Linked DNA regions of Homo sapiens: region 1 is linked to region 2. A link is a contact called in ENCODE Hi-C or POLR2A ChIA-PET data. All regions are on one chromosome and are shown on one strand. Each heading gives the region's core, a stretch centred on a gene start or an enhancer-like site at or near the end of the contact. The rest is flanking DNA. Distances are from core to core; before and after follow the strand shown.

Evidence for each region. Hi-C counts contacts between places; a loop is a spot of excess contacts on that map. ChIA-PET counts read pairs that join two places held with the same protein, here RNA polymerase II (POLR2A). Pooled maps may share reads with other maps.
Region 1: a map of prostate gland shows a loop between it and region 2 (2.2-fold over the local background). The contact joins the promoter of NFAM1 here to the enhancer-like site in region 2. A Hi-C loop is called at or near these places in 11 of 168 maps with a recorded cell type or tissue (B cell, CD8-positive, alpha-beta T cell, Caco-2 and 7 more), 7 of 37 single-sample maps with no recorded cell type and 17 of 50 pooled maps. POLR2A ChIA-PET finds 5 or more read pairs at or near these places in 4 of 52 experiments (CD4-positive, alpha-beta memory T cell, MCF 10A and WTC11).

Annotation. Positions count from the first base shown.
Region 1 is chr22:42,430,942-42,435,562 of GRCh38, reverse strand. It overlaps NFAM1 (NFAT activating protein with ITAM motif 1), which reads left to right and starts at 3,160. Exons shown (of 6, transcript NM_145912.8): 1 at 3,160-3,326. The coding sequence starts at 3,206.
Region 2 is chr22:42,315,485-42,319,504 of GRCh38, reverse strand. It overlaps a transcript of TCF20 not described here. Among named protein-coding and RNA genes, the nearest start is that of TCF20, 47 kb to the right of the region's middle. RefSeq lists enhancers at 335-1,232, 3,974-4,020. Within about 2 kb of position 1,649, at least 10 of the 41 ENCODE cell types and tissues checked have a DNase peak (open chromatin) inside an H3K27ac peak, as active enhancers do; they include mammary epithelial cell, prostate gland and sigmoid colon, where a contact is called at or near this core.

The sequences.
Region 1 (4,621 bases), core at 1,911-4,410, 110 kb before region 2:
CCAGCCTGACCAACATGAAGAAATGCCATCTCTACTAAAAATACAAAATTAGCCGGGCGTGGTGGCACATGCCTGTAATCCCAGCTACTCGGGAGGCTGAGGCAGGAGAATCACTTGAACCCGGGAGGCAGAGTTTACGGTGAGCCGAGATCGCGCCATTGCACTCCAGCCTGGGCAACAAGAGAAAAATTCTGTCTCAAAAAAAAAAAAAAAAGAAAGAAAAGAAAAAGAAAACAGAGGCCAGTAATTGTGGTCTCATTTGGAAAGCCTTAGTCTTGGTGTCGAGGAGGCCCCTGGGGACTGCAGGGGACACCTGGGCTCCCCCATTTCCCCACCCAGCTTCCACCTCCTTCAGGGCTGCCACTCAGAAATTACTTTAACCTCCCTGTTCCTCAGTTTCCTCATCTGTACAATGGAGGTGATTAGAGTGCCTGCCCCATAGGGCTGCAGTGAGGATTAAACTGGCAAGGAGAGCAGGTCCCCTGGAGCAGTGTCAGGCGCTTGGAAGCTTCCCGGAACTGCTCTATTATTGCTTCACTCTGCTGAGGTTGCCGTGCCCCTAGGCTTCCCAGGGAGGCTAGGCTCTTTCACTTCTACAGCCTCCGTGAGGCCAGGGCCCAGGGCAGGGCAGGTGTTCAGTATACTGTGAGGCATAGATGCACGGATAAACGGGGAATGGACGGAGGTCTGGGCAAAAGCCAGTGGCTGAGACGTGTGGTCCCCAGGGACCTCACCTGCAAATTCAGCTGCCAAGGCCTAGCTCGAAGGCTGTGCCACTGAAGCTGCCCCTGGGACACCCACAGAGCCTCCTCATTCCTCTGCTCCGCCTTCAGCCTTTGGGGCCTTTACTGTTTATTCACAGCTCTGGCTGAGGGCACAGGAGAGGAAGCACATGAGAGGTGCTAGAAAGTTTTGGTAGAAATGAGGCTCCTGGATGCGCTGCGGTTTTATTTCTATCCCCCTGGCTCCCGAGGAGGATCAGGGCCAGACACGAGGCCCCGACAGCGCAGCCAGGGCTGCTGGGCTCCTTGCCAAGGTGCGTCCCTGCCTCTCCCCAGGAGGCTGCGTGGCTGCAGAGCGTCTCAGAAACTGGGCAATGAGCTGGGACCCTCAGCTGCTTCTTGTCCAGTCATGTCTGCGCTCCACAGCCCAGGGCCTGCCTGGGGAGTATGCACGCCTCCTCCCACCCTGCCTCCCAGAGGCTACCCCTTCCCTTGAGGCCTCTTGTGCACCAGCGTGGTGTTGGGCACCTGCCTTCATATCAAGCCTGGAGGAAGGCTTCTCCCTGCCTTATGCTCACCCATCCGTCCATTCCTGCACCCCCTGGGCCAGGCTCAAGAAGGAGAGGGGAGGAAGACAGGCAGCTCAGGCAGGCAAGCGTGGAAACCAGGTGTGCAGCAGGCTAGACCCAGACTCAGAGGCGGCAGAACTCCCGGGAGTCCGAGGTACAGAGTTGGGGTGTGGGGGGCACCGTGACAGGCTGAGAGGTAGGGTCAGTGAGCTGGCACAGGGGCAGGAGCGGAGGCGGCACCAGGGCTGGAAGAGCAGGCTCCCTTGTTCCGAGGCAGTTTGGCATTCAGCTGCCTCCCAGTGCCAAGTCGTAATGAGACTTGTAGAGGCACAGACCGATGCTTTTCCAATGCTCCCCGTGTACCCTGAGGCATTGACACGAGGTCTATCACCATGGCATCAAGGTGCTTAGACAACCTGCTACTCCCAGGAGCCAGGAATAGCGTGAAGCAGCGGGTCTGCATCTCACTGTGACATATGTGAGCATGTATCACTGTGATGGATCAACAGTCAATAACACTGGGGTCCCCGCCTGCCCCCTGCGCGGTAGGAAACTTCTCCTGTTCATATGTCTTCCTCCCCTGGTGGGCGGCCCCTGCTCTTGCCAGCCTCCCAGTGCTCGTGGCATTGGTGGAAACGTCTTTAGGCTTTCACTGTTCATGTTTGGAGCAGCCCAGGGAAAAGCATGTGTGCAAAGAACTGAAATGGATCTCATGATGCCGTCACCGGGGGCTGCAGCTGGACACACCTGAGCAGGCAGTAGCAGGGTGGGAGAAGGCTCGGACATCATACCACTGGCAGTTCAAATGCCCGCCCCACAGACCTGCCCTGATCCTAGGCATGTTGTTTTGCCTCCTGGGGCCGAGGTCTTCTCTTTTGTACAACTGGGATCATCACATTTATCTGGTGAGTGAAGGGACACCTGCAGAGAAGGGAGGTAAGCGCTCAGCATGCGCTGAAACTCAGCCACCTTCCCGCCTGCGTCTTCCATGTACCAGGTGCCTCCAGCTCCACCAGCCATCACCACACCCCAGCCCCTTTCCTCTGCCACTCCAGACACGCAGGCAGATGTGTGGGTGCCAAGGGTGAGGGGCTCCCAGTCTGCTGGGGAAGGGGGTCCCGGCAGCAAACAATTCCTGTCCCCGGCTGATGCTGCTAGAAGTGAGAGCAGGGGCTGTGACCTGCAGCCAATGGGGAAGCAGTTCGAGGGTCTCACAGTTGGGAGGCCGAGTGAGCTAAGCTTTAGGGCAGCCACAGGGAGGAGCTGACGTTAGAGATGGACCAGAGAGGAGGCGTCTCCTGGGCCTCTGCAGGGGACCCACAGAGGTTCTCGCTGGGTGAATGATGGGCAGCCTGCCTTTCACCTGCCCTGGGTGTTTGGCCCTCTCTAGGGCTGGGAACATGAGGCTCCTGCCCTTCACCCCAGCCTCCCTACCACCCCTCACCAAAAAACCTACCTTTGGTAAACACATTATTAAGGGATTCTCAGAATATTTTAGAGAAGTTTGTGTGAACATGCTTGTGGTCGTTTTAAAAGTGTTTCAGAAGTGAGAGGCTAAACCAAGGCCCGAAGTCACTCATGGAAATCCCATGATCCCTCTGCACAGTTACCAGTGTCTCCTGGACGGGGCCCCTGCTGGAAAGGGGCCGAGACAGGGTGAAGCCCACCAGGGGTTGGAGTGGGGAGGCTTGGGTCCCGTCTCCAGCTCTTCTTCTGGTTGTGTGGCCTGGACCAGTCTCAGTGCCAGGTTCCTCATCTGGCGGCCACCCTGCTGGGCTGTTCCAGCTTTGCTTCTGAGCGGAAGGTCAGGGGCTGCCAGGGAGGAGCTTCGTGGGGAAAGCAAAGGGGAAGCTGTCAGCGCCGGCCGTCCCCTCCTGTGAACTAAAGAGTCGCCGCAGACAAGCAGGCCCCCAGATGGAGAACCAGCCTGTGAGGTGGCGGGCCCTGCCAGGCCTCCCACGCCCTCCTGGGCTCCCCGCAGCCCCCTGGCTCCTCCTTGGCGTGCTGCTGCTGCCCGGGACCCTGCGACTGGCAGGTAGTGTCTGTCTTCCTCCTTCTCTCTACTCTCTCGCTCCAGAACATCAGAGCGGCTTTCATCCCGCCCGGCGCAGCTAATTCCCAGGGACCTGTCTCTGGGGATTTGCTGGTTGTCGTTTGAACGCTGCAGACTTCACAGGGGAAGCCTTCTGGGACCGAGAAGATGTTTAGCTAATGCCTTGCCAAGGTGGCTTTTGAAGGGGAGGGGGACAGCGCTCTCTCCCTCGCTGCTGTGACAGCTTTGCCCCAGCAGTCTGGCCTCCTGGCCCTTAAACAAGGAGGGTGGGCGCTGTGTGGCTGGGGCCAGGGGCGGGGCAGGGGGGAGGGACAGCTCCCCATCCGAGGAACCTCACGTGGCTGCTGCGGGGGACACTGCGTTGAACCTGGCAAGTGGTGGGGCTACCCTCTGGGTTGTTGCTGGCATTGGCCAGGGAGAGCGGGGAGAGGGGGGAGGGGGGGATACCAGGGCCAGCCACAGGGCTCTGCGCCCAGAGGCACAAAACTGTCAGTCACCAGAAAGGGTCTCACCTCCCAGTTCCTGAAACACAACCAGAGGCCAAGTGTTTTAGGATGCAAGTGTGTCTTTCCACGCCAGCGGCGCTCCTTTCCTGGTTCCAGGCTTTCTTGGAAGCTGGGTGGCCGGGATCCGAGCCAAGCTGTGGGGTAGGTAGCCTCAGGGCCAGTTCATCAGGCCAGGGACGGCCCAGGAGGGTCCCATTCCAGGGCTGCCAGCACGAGGGCTCAGTGAATTCTGCCAGATTCTCTCTGCCCCTCCTTGGCCGGGCAGCAGCCAACCCTCCCTCTGGCCAAAGGGGTGGCCTCCACTGTGGAGACAGGGTGCCTTCCTTTCTATTCTCTTAGTTTATGGGGCTTTCAAGAGCTGCCCCCACCCTGTCCTGCTGCACCCCCTCTCATGACCACAAATTAGGCTTTATGGAGCCCTTAGCAGGGCACGTACTGGCCACCCTCACAGCACCCCTTGGGGCTCCTATTGTCCTCACCTGCACCATTTTAAGGACAGGGAAAAGGAGGCCCAGGGAAGCCAGTTCGTTTGCTCAAGACCTAGCCGGTAAGTAGAGGCCAGCCTCAGCCCCAGGCCAGCCTCAGCCCCAAGCTGGGCCCCTCGGCCAGTAGGCTCAGAGGATCCTCTTACTTGTAAAGAATGTTCTTCACCGGAAACTTACCCTGGGGAGGCAAAGGCTGACCTGTGTGTACCTCCCCAGGCTGCAGCCCAGAGCCCTAGGACACCATCTCCTTTAATCCTGTGCACGCCTCGCCCCACACCCCAGACAG
Region 2 (4,020 bases), core at 400-2,899:
CCAGAGCCCTGCTGGCCAGGCTCAGGAGGCAGGGGAGGTCTGGGGAGAGAAGCCTGGGATGAGGTCCCCTGTCTCCCCAACACACACGATGAGAGCCCCCATGGCTTTCCATGGCTGCCCAGGCAGGAGTGGAGCCGGGGTTGCTTGGAGCACTTGGGGAGTTTAGAGCAGCAGCAGGTGGCCTGGCCCCCAGATCCCCATGCCTGTGGAGTGGAAGGGCAGGGCCAGAGGAGTACTCTTCCCCATGCTGTATGTGCTGCTTGGAATGTCCTCCCACAGCCCCCAGCCAAGTCTTCACCCTTCAAGCCTTAGCTCTGGCCAGCACCTCCTCCAGGAAGTCTTCCTAGACTTTACGTGTGACGGTCACATACCTCCTTAGTGTCCCCATAGCACCATCTCTGCCCTCCCACGGCCAGCCTGAATGTTCCCTGCATGTGGGGCTGTGTCTGAGTCCTCTCATGCCCCCCTAGTACCCCTTACAAGGTGTGGCACAGAGCAGGTGTCAGAGAATGCCTTTAGAACACAGCTGGAGTGATCTCAGGTCAGGGCAGTGCCAGGGCCCTAAGCTCCATTGGGCAGGTGCCTCTGCTGGCTGATTTCATGGCCCCAGGCCTCAGCTGGCCACAGGGTCAATCAGGAGCACCCCACACACCCAGGCATGGAGGTGGCCAGTGCCCCCCACCCCCATACTGGGACCTGCTTATGAACAGCAGGCCTTGATGGCATCCCTGTGTCTGGAAGTACCAGAGCAGTGGCAGCTGAGACAGCAGTGCCCTCATAAGCCCTGGGCTTCCACAGAAACCCCAGGTCACCTGCAGCCTGGTGGCTGGGGGCCTGGAGTCATCCCTCACTCGTGGTCCCTGATGAAGGCTTGGCTGGGCAGTGCTAGGGCTCACTGGGCAGAGGGCGGCATCCTGACTCCTGCCTGGCCCGGGCCTGCTCCCTGGAATCATCCCTGAGTGCCAGCCTCTGTTCTTCGTCTTAATGAGGAAAGCTCTTCTCTCCTCCCTGCCATCCCCCCTTCTTCCAAAATGAATTTACCGTTCCGCTGCGCCGCACTCCTCCCTCCTCCTCCTCCCCTCTCCTCTCACAGGCCGCGAGGGAAGTGGAGGGTGTTATTGTATATTTTAGCCAATTGTTCCCTGTACGCCCTAGTCTTTTTGGGGTGGGGCTGGGGGGATGGGGAAGTAAGTAAATTATATATTGAACTCCTAACTGGAGCTGAGGCCTTGTGGTTTCCATGGCAACTGGGCTGGAAATAGCTCGGCGTGACATCAGCATGGTACAGGTATAGCCAGATCCAGCCGTTCCCCAAACAAGCTGGCTCCAAGGGGAGCAAGAGATGTGCGGCTAATTAGCATATGCAAATCATACCTGGCGAGCAGGGCGGGGCCTGTGGTGCCCCGTTGGGGCCTGTGGCCATGGCCAGGGCCTCTGGCAGGTAAGCGGGCCGGGGGTGCTTGTGGGGTCAAGGCCCAGGCTGCCCTGGGCACACGCCCCTGTGCAGGGGCTTGTCTGGGCCTGGGCCTGCCTGCCCCATAGGGCTCTGGGAGTGTGGCCAATGGGGCTGCCAGGGGATGGACAGGCATGCACGGCAGGCAGCCAGGAGGGTGCCCCGCCTGGGCTCGAGTGGGATCTGGCTCTTACTGGCTCATGGGTGCCTTTGAAGCTGGCTACCTAATTGGGCCCTGCTGGCTGCCTGCCATTTTTCTCTGTAGCGTTGTGAGGGAGGGATCGCCCTGTGCCCACCTCGGCTCCCTTCTTCCACCCTCCCCACTGCTGGACCGTGGGAAAGGCCCACAGAACCCCCACCCTCCCGCTGTCCTGCGGCTGAGTCTACACCCCTTTCCCCCCCAGCCCCCAGCGGGAATGCAGGAGCAGAGCCCTCCTCTGAGGGTGCTGCCTTGGGCCAGTCACTTGGCCTCTCCGAGCCTCAGTTTCCACCTTGGTGAGATGGGGGTATTTTTCTTTGCCCATGTACCAGGTAGTGAGTGGGTAATGAGGTGACACTGGGGAAGGGCCTAGGTGGGCTTGGTGGGCCAGACATAGTGGGAGGAAAAGGAGATTTTCCGTCATCTGTGTTTAAATCGAAGCTCCGTCACCCAGCGCCGCCCCTCCTTCCCCACCACACACATAAACACGCACTCTAGGGAGACTTGAGAACTTGCAGTAAATTTCTGGGCGAGGTGAAATATTGCCACCTTCAGTGTGGTGATTTCCACGCTAGGGCTCTTGGCTGAACCTCCGACATTCAAGCTGGGAGTGCTCTGTGGCTAAATGAGATAATTTATTCATTTCAGCAAATGTTGAGGGTGTGCCGAGTGAGGGCGGGCGGGGAAGGTGGGGTGAGTCAGACGTGGCCAAGCACACAGAGCGCTCAGTCTGCAGGGGAGGCAGACGGATAGTGTTGCCAGTGCTCTTTGGGGGATTTGGGGTGTCTGGGAAGAGTGTTGAGGACATGGGACCATTGAAGATGCCTTACGGCCATGCCAGAGTCCACTTGGCAGCAAAGGGGTAAGGAAGGGCATTCCAGGAAGAGAAAAGCAGTGGGCACAGACGGGAAAAGACGCCTGGCACTTGGGGAAAGGGCGACGCTTGGCTGGAGTGAAGTGGTGGAGATGAGACCAGAAAGTTCTGCCAGTGTCAGCTTCAGAGGGGCTGGAGGCCAAAGAGTTTGACTGTGATCCAGGAGGTGGTGGGAGCTATCGATGGCCCTTGAGCAGGGAAGTGATGTGTTCGGATCCTGGCTTCAGCAAGAAAAGGTGGGCCAGCAGGGCGCAGTGGCTCACGCGTGTAATCCTAGCACTTTGGGAGGCCGAGGAAGGCGGATCACTTGAAGTCAAGTTCAGGACCAGCCTGGCCAACATGGTGAAACCCCGTCTCTACTAAAAATACAAAAATCAGCCGGGCGTGGTGGCGCATGCCTGTAGTCCCAGCTGCTCAGGAGGCTGAGACAGGCGAATCGCTTGAACCTGGCAGGTGGAGGAGGAGCCTCTGCCCACCTCGCCCTTCTCTGACCCTCCAGGCTCTGACAGATTAACTTGTGGGCCAGTCTGTCTCCTTGAGTATGTGTGGTGTGCCCCTGCTGCATGGGTGCAGGGAAGGCCCAGGGGACTGAACTGAGCAGAGACTCCCATGCTAGTGCTCTTTTGGGTGTCACATTTTCACAGGGTCAGCGTTTGGGAGCATCTTCTCATCACCACTCTGGCCCTGGAAGCCTGCAGGCACTTTGCAGTCTTTATTCCATTTGTGCCTGGTGACTTTCCTAGCCTGCAAACCTGCCTGGGTCCCTTCTTCCTTGGAAGCTGCCAGGGCTCCCTGGTGCTCGGATAAAGTCCAAATCCTGCCTTGATGTGGCCTCTTGTCTTTAAATCTTTTTTTTTTTTTTTTTTTTTTTGAGACAGAGTCTTGTTCTGTCACTCAGACTGGAGTGCAGTGGCGCGATCTCAGCTCACTGCAACCTCCGCCTCCTGGGTTCAAGCGATTCTCCTGACAACGAGTAACCTGGATTACAGGCATGCACCACCACGCCCAGCTAATTTTTTGTATTTTTAATAGAGACGGGATTTCACCATGTTGGCCAGGATGGTCTCAAACTCCTGACCTCAAGTGATCCACCCACCTCGGCCTCCCAAAGTGCTGGGATTACAGGCGTGAGCCACCACGCCCAGCCTTGTCTTTATATCTTTACTCCTGCTGTTCCCTCTGCCTGGATGCCTTTCTTGTCTCCTCCACCTGGGGCTACCTCTGGTTCATCTGCCACTCTAATGATGCCTCCTCTGGGTAGTCCTCTCTGACCAGCCCTGTCCCAGGATGGTAGATGTCTTATGTGCCCCCCTCTCTGGCCCCCTAGGCTTCCCTCATTCATGGCACTGTCCACACCTTCCTGAAGCCACCAGCTTCAGTGAGGAAGTCTCACTCAGTGTTGGCCCCATGGCCAGCCCAGGACTTTGCCCAGAGGTAGAACCAGTGAAAGTTTGTTGAGTGAATAGGCAAGGGAGTGGATGTTGCTCTTCCTGC